Linked DNA regions of Homo sapiens: regions 2 and 3 are each linked to region 1. A link is a contact called in ENCODE Hi-C or POLR2A ChIA-PET data. All regions are on one chromosome and are shown on one strand. Each heading gives the region's core, a stretch centred on a gene start or an enhancer-like site at or near the end of the contact. The rest is flanking DNA. Distances are from core to core; before and after follow the strand shown. Region 1 holds the start of NUCB2 (nucleobindin 2). Region 2 holds the start of COPB1 (coat protein complex I subunit beta 1). Region 3 holds the start of NAV2 (neuron navigator 2).

Region 1 (3,287 bases), core at 1-2,500:
AGAGTCCAGTTGTGCAACAGAGGCAATCTGGCTGGTAGTACTTCCTGATAACAGAAGCTTTCATTGCTAACATACTATGTGGCAGATTCTGTACTGTGTGTTTTTGTTTGTTTGTTTTTTTGAGACAGGGTCTCACTCTGTGGCACAATGATCATGGTTCACTGCAGCCTCGGCCTTCTGAGCTCAAGTGATCCTCCCGCCTCTGCCTCCGCCTCCTGAGTAGCTGGGACTACAGATGTGCGACACAGCACCTGGCAAATTTTTAAGTATTTTCTTCAGACTGAAACATCATTGTGTTAAAGATAAAAAAGTAAAAAATATTCTTGTAGAGATAGGATCTCACTGTTGTCCAGATTGGTCTCAAATTTTTGAGCTCAAGCCATCCTCCTGCCTTGGCCTCCCAAAGTGCTGGCATTACAGGGTGAGTCACCATGCCTAGTCTGTACTGTTTTCCTGGCAATGTTATCTCATTCAATCTTCGTGAATAACCCTAAGGTAGATATGATACCAATTTTTCAGGTGAAAAAAACTAATCGGCAGGATGAAACTTCGTAAACAGCCTGTGGCTCCAAAAGCTTCTGGAAGGCTCAAGCTACCCATGTGCATCTTTGAGCCTCAGTTTCCCCATCTTTAAAATGAGGGGTTTGGAATAGATGTCTGTTCTCTGGGGCAGGATGCAGAGGAAAGAGCTGTCTGCGAATGGGCAAGAGAGAAGGTGGGTAAATACAGTTAAACCACAGTGACCGAGGGCCCAGCACAACGGGGGTGGGTGCGGTTACAAATGCCGTTAAGATTCCCGCCAAGGCGGAGGACGGGGGTGTCAGAGCCGAGCGAGGCCTGTGGGCGAGAATAGGCCTGACAGCCATTCTCCGACCTGCGTGGGCGCTGCAGGCGCAGGCCAGAGGCCAAGGGAGAGGCGATCCCTGGGGCTCTGCCCGGGTCTCAGGACGGCACCTCACCCGCCCGAGTCCTGCTCCACAGGATTCTCCGGGTAAGCTAGGGAAGGAAGAGGCGCGGCCTCCTGAGCCCGCATCTCAGAGCGCCACGTCCCTCCTGGCTCAGCCTCCCACCAGGCTCCACAGCTTCGGCCCTCCTCACCGCCCGCCTCCAGGCTCCCCGGCGCGGCCTTGTCCCTGCTCCCGCCAATCGGCGTCGTCAGCAATCGCGAACCGGACCAATCAGCGGCCGCAGAGTGTGGGAACTGTCGCCATGGCAGCCAGGAGGCGGGCGCGCGCGGCGGGAGGAGGGGCAGAGCGGAGCGGTGGGCCGGGGGCTGGAGGACAGGTTTGTGCGCTGGACGCAAGCACCAGGCGCAGCCTCGCTCGCCGAGACCCGGCCAGGTAAGGCCGGTGGCCGCGCGGTAGGTGCGGAGCAGCGCGGCGGGAGATTAGGGGTGGGGGAGTCCGGAGATAAGGCTCCGGTCTTCGCCTGCCTTGCCAGAGCAGAGAGGATGGTGGGGGCCGTGCTGTGGGCGGGGCACCGGCGGGGAGGGGGCTCCCAGCGCGAGCCGGAGGCGCTGGGTTCCCTCTGCTCCACTCGCAGCTGGGCACCCGAGCTTTCTTCGGGGTCGAGGAGGGTGGCTGGCTCTTGGCGGGGAGCAGGAGAGGGTAGGTGCCAAACCGAGACCCTGGCGGGGTCCCTTCGGGTTTGGGCAGGTCGATGGGCAAGGGGGTGCCCACTAGTGAGGAGGGACACCCACCAATTCCAGGCGATGCTCCCCTGTGCCGCTCAGCAAAGCTAGGCCCGGGGATCCTGCTCTTCTCCGGTCTGGTTAAGCCAGCAACCTCTGACACTTAGGAGAAAGTTAGTGTAAGTCGTGATATGCTTTTCACTTAAGTGACAAATTAGGTACGAGATGAACCCTTTTGGTTTTAGGAGATGAGAAACAGTATTTCCTTGTTGCACCTGCTAAGTGGCAACTCAGTGAGCAAATATGGTTATTGTGGTTGGTGTTTGCAACGGTCTTAGATGACAGTTATTTTACAGTATCAAATGGCTGGGAGAGGGAGGGAAAGAAGGAGAGAGAGAGAGAGAATATGAGGGAATGAGAATGAACGGGAACCATTATGATTTTTGAGAGACAGAACCTCTTGAAATTCTATGTCTGCTAAACTTCTAAATTGAATAATGTACATTTTATGCAATTGAATAAGCTAGTGCTACCATTTAAGCCTGCTACTAAGGCTCTGTTAAATCCGTGGACGAATATGAACACTAAAAGATATTACCTTGGTTTAAAAATAGGGGAGGTTAAATGCAAATATTTCTGATAGTGAATTTTGTTTGAGGGAGATTGTGGACTTTCCCTATGGGAAAGTTAAAGAATTGATGAGATAGATGCTTTAAGGAATGTTTTTGTTTTTTGAAACTTGAATAAGTTCAACAAATGTTGAACAAATATTTCAACAAATCTTCTTCAGCTAATAGGGTCAAAAATTAAAATTCTGGAAATTTAGAATTAGAAATGAAATCTCAAATAATGTCACTCTCCTAATTAGGATGAACATGGAAACTTCTATTTCTCATCGTGGTCTTCAAGCTTTCCATGATCTCATCTACCTTTGTAGTAGGGGGTCAAATTTTTTTTTTAACTAGACAATTTTAGAAACTTAAAGGAGGCAAAAATTTATTTCTGTCTCCGTGTGTTTACTCATGCTCTTCTCTATCCAAATTTTACCCATCTTTTTTTTTTTTTTTTTTTTTTTGAGATGGAGTCTCACTCTGTCACCCAGGCTGGAGTGCAATGGCCCGATCTCAGCTCACTGCAGCCTCCGCCTCCCGGGTTCAAGGGATTCTCCTACCTCAGCCCATCGAGTAGCTGGGATTACAGGGACCCACCACCACAGCCAGCTAATTTTTTGTATTTTTATTAGAGACGAAGTTTCACCATGTTGGCCAGGCTGGTCTCGAACTCCTGACCTCAGGTGATCCACTTGCCTTGGCCTCCCAAAGTGCTGAGATTACAGGTGTGAGCCACCGTGCCTGGACGACCCATGTTCTAAGAGTCGAATCTGTCTATGTTGTGTTTACCTTTCTTTGCTCTCCCAAGGTACATATTGTTCATATCACGTATTTTGTATATATTCTTTCAGCATGCTTTTTGCCAAGTTGGTTTGCGCTCTGTGAATAACAGTTGAGATAAAATGCACAATTAAGACAATTAAGGTACTTTTCAAGACACAACTAATTATGGGCACTAATATCAATAACATCAATTCAGATGTCTTTTTTGTTTTGGGATATGTTATTAATCTCTGAACACATACTAAACTAATTTTGCATTACTT
Region 2 (3,287 bases), core at 398-2,897, 2.8 Mb before region 1:
GAAAGTGTAACTGGATTGTCACACAGAAGACAAATGCTTGAAGGGATGGATACTCCATTTTTCCATGTGATAATTATGTATTGCATGCCTGTATCAAAGCATTTCATGTACCCCATAAATATATACATCTACTGTGTACCCCCAAAAATTAAACATTACAAAAAGTTCAGAAATATAGTTGTTTTCTTATTTGCAAAAATGCATAAAAAATGAAAAGGTAAACTTTTCTGGAAAATACATGTTTATTCCAGTGTTCACCTAATTGTTTGGGTGGGTAATCCAAAGAACAAAGTTCTTTTGGTTTTACAAGCTAAGTAACATGAAGTTAAGTGCACGATGGAATTAAGATATTCCAATACACATCCTCAACCTGTTGCCTAGAGAAAATAATCAGCCACATTAATATATTGAAGTCTACAAAAATTATGACATTTTGAGGAATATCTAAACTATTACAATTTCTTTAGGTTTACTAAGATAAACTGAGATGTTCTATTTCAAACAACCAATATTTAAAGAAGTTCGCATTTTTAATAAAAGGTCTATCGAAGAGATCCTAGAAAAACTTTAGACAAAAATTAAGCATTTCTAATTATAAAGGAATATGAAATATGAGTTTTTTATTTTTGTTTTTTCTTTTTTCATTTCATTCTCAAAATAATATCGAAGTTTACCTAGATCATTTTTTAAGCTAATTTCAGATGGTGGTTCTGAATCCATTGGCACGTTAATTAACGTGTAGCATACGTTCTCAGCCGCCGTCATGGTTTCTGGTTATATTATAACCAATCCTTGACACAAGATTTAAGGATGCCAGAAAATCTAGAAAAATAAACACAGACATATCATTACAAATTAAAAAAAAAAAACCCACAAACAAGTACCTATAGTGACCTTTTAAAGTATTAGAAAGGGCAGGTCAATCTATATCGTGTTCCCATAAAAATAAATTCTAGTAAAAACCACATTATCAGCTCTGGCATAAGGTATATTATCTATCACTCCCTCATCGCATCCCGGTCCAGTGTTTGAGAATGCTGTATAGCCGAATGAAGGCCCACAGAACAGTGACAGTCCCCCCAGCCACACCCCACAATGTTATGGACCGTATGGTTTTTACACAACACACAATCTGCATGCTCAAGTTAAGAGACCTTGTGCCTGAATACTCTGCCAAAACCCTAAAGCGCTTTATCGCGGTCCTTGGTGGGTTCCGACTCTATGTCCGCGGGTCCCTTAATCAACGCGCTGCACCCCCACCTCGCCCCACCCGCTTCCTCCTCCCCTTCCTCCAGCAAAGCAGCCCTAGGCCTGAAAGGGTACGCCTAGGGGTCTTGGGAGGGAAAAGACCCCCGGCCAATACAAAGGACGGGATGGAGCGTCCGACCCGGAGCTTCCTAGCCCTCCGCCCCCACCCCGACCCGCACCCCCACCCGTACCCCCACCCGGTCCCTTCTGCCAGGCCCAGACGCAAGCGGCCTAGTCGCTCCCCTTCCGCATCTTCCAGCTAGAAAGCCAGTTCTTCCGACTCTGCCCGACCCACCACGCCTCTGGGACTGGGGGCTTGTGGCCCACTACCAGGCTCCGAGGGGCAGTGGTTTGGTGCAGCCGCGGATCCGTCTACTGCGGCTCCGTCTACTCCGGCTATGAACCGCAGCAGCGGCGGCGGCGGCTCCAGAGTCCTTGGCTGACGTGGAAGGGGGTGGGGTAACGACCGAAGCCACAGCCACCTAGCACCTACGGCGACTCAGAGAGGACATGCTTTCTTTGTGCAGCGCTTGCGCGCTGCAAGTATATCCTATTTTCTTCCTCTTCTCTTGTCCAGGGTTTGATTAGGCCGCAGAGCAATGAAACCACGTATTTTCTAGTTTTCCCTGCAAGCCAAGCTCTGAGTTAAGCACTATGCTAATTTAAACGCTAACTGGAAATCGTTCCTTCTTCAGGAACAGTCAAGGGGAGAAAGTGCTTGGAGAGAGGGAAACTTTTACAGGGCTCTGTTCCCGTGAAAAAGAGCTCTGGACTAGAAAGTGGAAACCCAGTAATCCTTTTTCTTGTCCACACCCTAATAAACTGGGAAAGTAACTAATACTATTGGGAAGGTAATTCAGTTATTTTATTAATTATCACTAGATTAAAATCCATTTCAGTTCTTAACATCGCTAGTAGTTTGAATCTGCCTCTCTGCAGGTAGGGCTGGAGTTATTTGAAAATCCAAAGTCACATTGGTATAATTTCTGCTTTTTATTTAATAATGGCCTCTTTCCGTGATCCTTTCTGAGCACCCAGTAGATTAGAAAAAATTTTTATGCATAAAGGGAGACAGTCACTGTTTTAAAGGATTTTACGTATCTCCAAAGACCTGTTACAGCTGCAATCAGCCATAGTACTTTCGGTTTTGCCCATTTGAAGTTCCATAGCACGCCCCGCCCCTACACCTCCCTCTGCCCACAAAAGGGTTTTATGGCCAATTATTAATAACAAAATATCTTAAAGCTTAAGCAAAATACTGCGAATAAAAACAGATCTGACGGCAACTGCCCTAGTTAACAGGTTCATCTCAGGAAGATGGAACACCAATAGTACCTCATTTATGTAGGATCTAGCTCTTTTGAGCTTTCTCTTTTTAGAACCATCAAGCAATCTACAAATTCTTTGAGCACCCAAAATTGTATTCAAAGGCCATGTGTTGACAGCACTTTAAGAGTGCCTCTCTGATTCTGTGCATTCATTTTTTTTAATATTTAATCTTAATGGTAGAGTGACATGAATACAGAGATCCCATATACTCTTTACCTAGTTTCTCCCAATGGTAACATCTTGCATAGTTATAGTACAATATCAATTTCAGGAAATTGACAGACATAATTCACCCAGCCTTGTTCAGACTTCACTAGTTTTACATGTACTCGTTTTTATATTCACTTGTAGACAATTTTATCATGCTTATATGTGTGTAATCACCAACACAGTCGAGACAGAACAGTTCTATCACAAGGATTCTCATGCTGTCCTTTGATAGCCATAGCCACCTCCCACACTAACCTGTGGCAACCACTAATAATTCTCTATGATTTTTATCATCTCAATGTTATATAAATGGAATTATACAATGTAATCTTTTGAGATTGGATTTTTTTACTGAGCATAATTCCCCTGAGATCAATCCCGGGTGTGTGTACAACAGTTTGTTCCTTTTCTGTGTATTCGTTTTTAACATGGAAGTTTTACAAATGCAGTTATCTGGTTTCCAAGCCCACTTAACTTACCAAAAAGTGACAATCTGTCAG
Region 3 (3,287 bases), core at 576-3,075, 2.4 Mb after region 1:
CAATAGTACGGGAGGTGGCATCAGATGGCAAAGGGCAAAGTGTTAAGTAAGTAGCATGAATGATGTGTGACTTGATTTCAGAGAGAGGGAGGATAACTGAAACAGACATAGACAGGGCCGTGCATTTCAGCCTAACTAGAGTAGAAAGTTGCTACCTAGAATGGCTAAGAAGGTGCCTTCTCATTTCTTAATGCTTCAGAGGTTAAGACTTTGATGTTTCCTCTGGTCTGAGATCTTTGTCACTTTGGGCCACTATAACAAAAATACCATAAACAGGATGGCTTAAACAACAAACATTTATTTCTTACAGTACTAGAGGCTGGAAGTCTGAGACTAGGATGCCAACACGGTATCAGATTCTTGGTAAGGGCCCTCTTCCTGGTCCACAGAAGACTGCCTTCTGTGTCCTCACAAGGCAGTAAGAAAGCATCTCTCTCCTGTCTCTTCTAATAAGAGTGCTAATCCTATCATGAGGGCTCCACTGTCTTGACCTTATTACCTCCTAAAGTTCCCCACCTCCTAATACCATCACACTGGGGATTACGGGTTTAACATGAATTCCAGGGGGACAGAGTTAATAGCATCTGAGTTATTCTAAATCAATGCTATCAGCACTGAAGATCAGGCTATAGGGTGGGCACAAAGTGTCCTGGAAACAAAGAAGAAAGACAAATAGTTTATAAACAGAGATGACTTTGGGGGAAAGCAGCAGTAATTTAACAACAGGGAAAATAAAGCCCAGCTTTTATTGGTCTCTTACATTGCCAGGTACTTGTGCTAAATGACTGCCATGCACCAACCATCTCATTTAATCCAAACAACAGCTCATTAGGTAAATGTCGTCAAGCCTCCACCTTACTACATGTGAAAACAGAAGCTTTATAAGCATGCATGTAAGCTTAAATAACTTGCCCACTTCTAATCCAAGCAGTTCTACAGGGTGGGAGGCTCCTCATTCATAAATCGCGAAGGCTGGCCTGCCTGATCATCTCTCAGTTTCCTTCTTATTCTCATCCACTTTCAGTCAGCGAGGAAACCACAGAGCAACCCAAACAGCGAATTCGAGTCGAGGAACCTGTTGGGGCCAGTGCGTCCCAGGCGCGGACAGGGAGGGGCTCCATGAAACGCAGCAAGGTTTGGCCAGAGCCTGCCGGGGTCATGGAGCCTCTCCCGGCTTCTTCAGGCCACTCTAATTACAGAGTCTGTGGTAGGTTGCGTGGAGGAGCTGTCTCGGGGCGGGAAGCTTCCCTGCGTATTGTATTTGCCTATAAATACTTCAAATAGTTAAGTGAAATGTGCAGCCTTTGAAAACTGGAGAGGAAGCCGTTGGGAGGCCCCCCGCCCAGCCGGCCTGGAAGAGCAGGCAGAGAAATGGCTGGCGCGCTCTTAAAGCGGGAGACGAGCTTCGGCCCTGCCCAAGCCAGATGGGGGCAGCGAGGCTGCGGGCGTGACTCCGGAAGACTCAAACCGTTAAGGTGACCGGAGCAATTTGAAAAAGGAAACAAACTTCCCTCGAGCCGTGCCCGCGTGGCTCTGGGGCGGACGGTTGCGTTCGAAAGGGCATTTTTCAAAAGAAGGGTTTCAGGAACGCAGGGGTGTGGGCCCCCCGGGAGGCGCGCGGCCGGGGCAGTGCCGCAAAGCGGCCACCAGCCCGCTTTGTACTCGCGGCCAAGCGCGGCCCCAGAGTTTCGGCGGCGGCCAGAGTTTAGGCCACACCCTCTTTGCAGTGAGACCCGCGGCCGCTGATTGGCGCACCGTGGACCAATGGGCGCGCCGGGGCGGCCCCGGCTGTCAGCGCGCGCCGCAGCAGCGCCGGCAGCAGCCTGTCCTCCCCTGCGCTGAGCCCCGCAGCCAGCGCAGCCTTCCCGGGAAGCGCGGCGGCCGCTCCCGAGCGCAGCCCTGCCCGGCCCGCCAGCCGCGCGTCCCGGCGCCCGCGCCCCACGGCCACAGCCTTGCCTCTATCTAGCTCACGGAGCATGTGCAGACCCGCAGGCGCTAAGGTGCTCTCAGTCCGGGGGCCTTCTGGGCAGCGGTGACTGTCACCCCAAGAGAGACCTTTCGGGGGCTCTTGCCGCACCTCTGCTGCGTCGCGGGTGACACTGCGGTGCTCGCGAGCAGGGTGGCAGCTGCCTCTCGGTGGAGACGTCTTGGGACCCTTGCGCCCTTCTTCTCTCCTTCCTTCGCTGCTGTCTCCTTTCCTTCCTTGGCTGCTCGCTCTTTCTCTCGCCGGCTCAGACCCGTAGCCTCCGGAACGGGACTCGTGGGTCGCCGCCGCCTCTGTCTCTTCCAAAGGGGCCTCCTCACTTCGGAGATGCAGTGACAAGTTAATATGGGCGTCCAAGCCTCTGTTTCCCAGGAGGAAATTTGCAAGAGGCGGCAGCCCCTGAGCGCCCAGAGCTCTTGAAAGGCCACCCAGGAGAGGTGTGAGACCCGGCGGCAGCATCCGTCCAGGTGGGACCCGCTGAGCGCCGTGGCCAGTCCCCCATTCCCATCCCGGCACCCCAAAGGCGCGCTCGCCCGATTGCTTCGAGTTCCCCGACCTGGGGATTTTTTTTTTAGCCGCTGGTGGTGGGCGCCTCGTGGGCTAAGGCCCGGCGCCTGCTCTGCTACCCGCGCTGCCTTTAGCGGTCGCCCCCGCCGCCGCTGCCAGGGACGTGCTGGGAAAGCCCAAGCCCCGGGAGAAGATGCCGGCCATCCTGGTCGCCTCCAAAATGAAGTCGGGACTGCCCAAACCCGTGCACAGCGCCGCGCCCATCCTGCACGTGCCCCCGGCCCGGGCGGGCCCCCAGCCCTGCTACCTGAAGTTGGGAAGCAAGGTGGAGGTGAGCAAGACCACCTATCCTAGCCAGATCCCCCTGAAATCGCAGGTGCTGCAGGGGCTGCAGGAGCCAGCGGGGGAGGGGCTCCCGCTGCGGAAGAGCGGCTCGGTGGAAAACGGGTTCGATACCCAGGTGAGAGATGCCGTTTGCCGGGGTACTGTTCTGGAAGGATGGATGAATAGTTCTTTCGGGATGGTGTGGGAGAAAGGGCTGGATGGGAGAAGGGTCTACCATGTGGCCAGGGAAGGGAACCATTCCCCTTAGGCCGGCAGGTTGGGGGATGCGCGAGGAGAGTGGGCCGGCCGGTGGGTGTGGCCCGGGTGCCGGAGGTTTGCCTTAAGAGCTCTTCGAGACCTGGGATGGCGGGCACGTCTGCAGCATCTTCCTGGGGAGGAGGAAAGGTCGGGATGTTCTCAAAAAACGTGTGCATCGCTGGAAATGTGAGGTCCTGCATGTTGAGGTCTTGGC

What was found. Hi-C counts contacts between places; a loop is a spot of excess contacts on that map. ChIA-PET counts read pairs that join two places held with the same protein, here RNA polymerase II (POLR2A). Pooled maps may share reads with other maps.
Region 2: a pooled map shows a loop between it and region 1 (3-fold over the local background). The contact joins the promoter of COPB1 here to the promoter of NUCB2 in region 1. A Hi-C loop is called at or near these places in 4 of 50 pooled maps.
Region 3: a loop to region 1 is called in a pooled map, with 8 times the contacts of the local background. The contact joins the promoter of NAV2 here to the promoter of NUCB2 in region 1. A Hi-C loop is called at or near these places in 5 of 50 pooled maps. POLR2A ChIA-PET finds 5 or more read pairs at or near these places in 3 of 52 experiments (OCI-LY7, naive thymus-derived CD4-positive, alpha-beta T cell and naive thymus-derived CD8-positive, alpha-beta T cell).

Annotation. Positions count from the first base shown.
Region 1 is chr11:17,275,489-17,278,775 of GRCh38, forward strand. It overlaps NUCB2 (nucleobindin 2), which reads left to right and starts at 1,251. Exons shown (of 14, transcript NM_005013.4): 1 at 1,251-1,340. RefSeq lists an enhancer at 805-894 and a silencer at 1,085-1,514.
Region 2 is chr11:14,498,164-14,501,450 of GRCh38, forward strand. It overlaps COPB1 (coat protein complex I subunit beta 1), which reads right to left and starts at 1,648. Exons shown (of 22, transcript NM_001144061.2): 1 at 1,544-1,648; 2 at 675-822. The coding sequence starts at 765. RefSeq lists an enhancer at 1,770-1,869.
Region 3 is chr11:19,711,012-19,714,298 of GRCh38, forward strand. It overlaps NAV2 (neuron navigator 2), which reads left to right and starts at 1,826. Exons shown (of 38, transcript NM_145117.5): 1 at 1,826-2,951. The coding sequence starts at 2,685. LEISA1 (lncRNA enhancing IL-6/STAT3 signaling activation 1) reads right to left here. Exons shown (of 1, transcript NR_015384.2): 1 at 1-3,287. RefSeq lists silencers at 1,531-2,060, 1,701-1,894.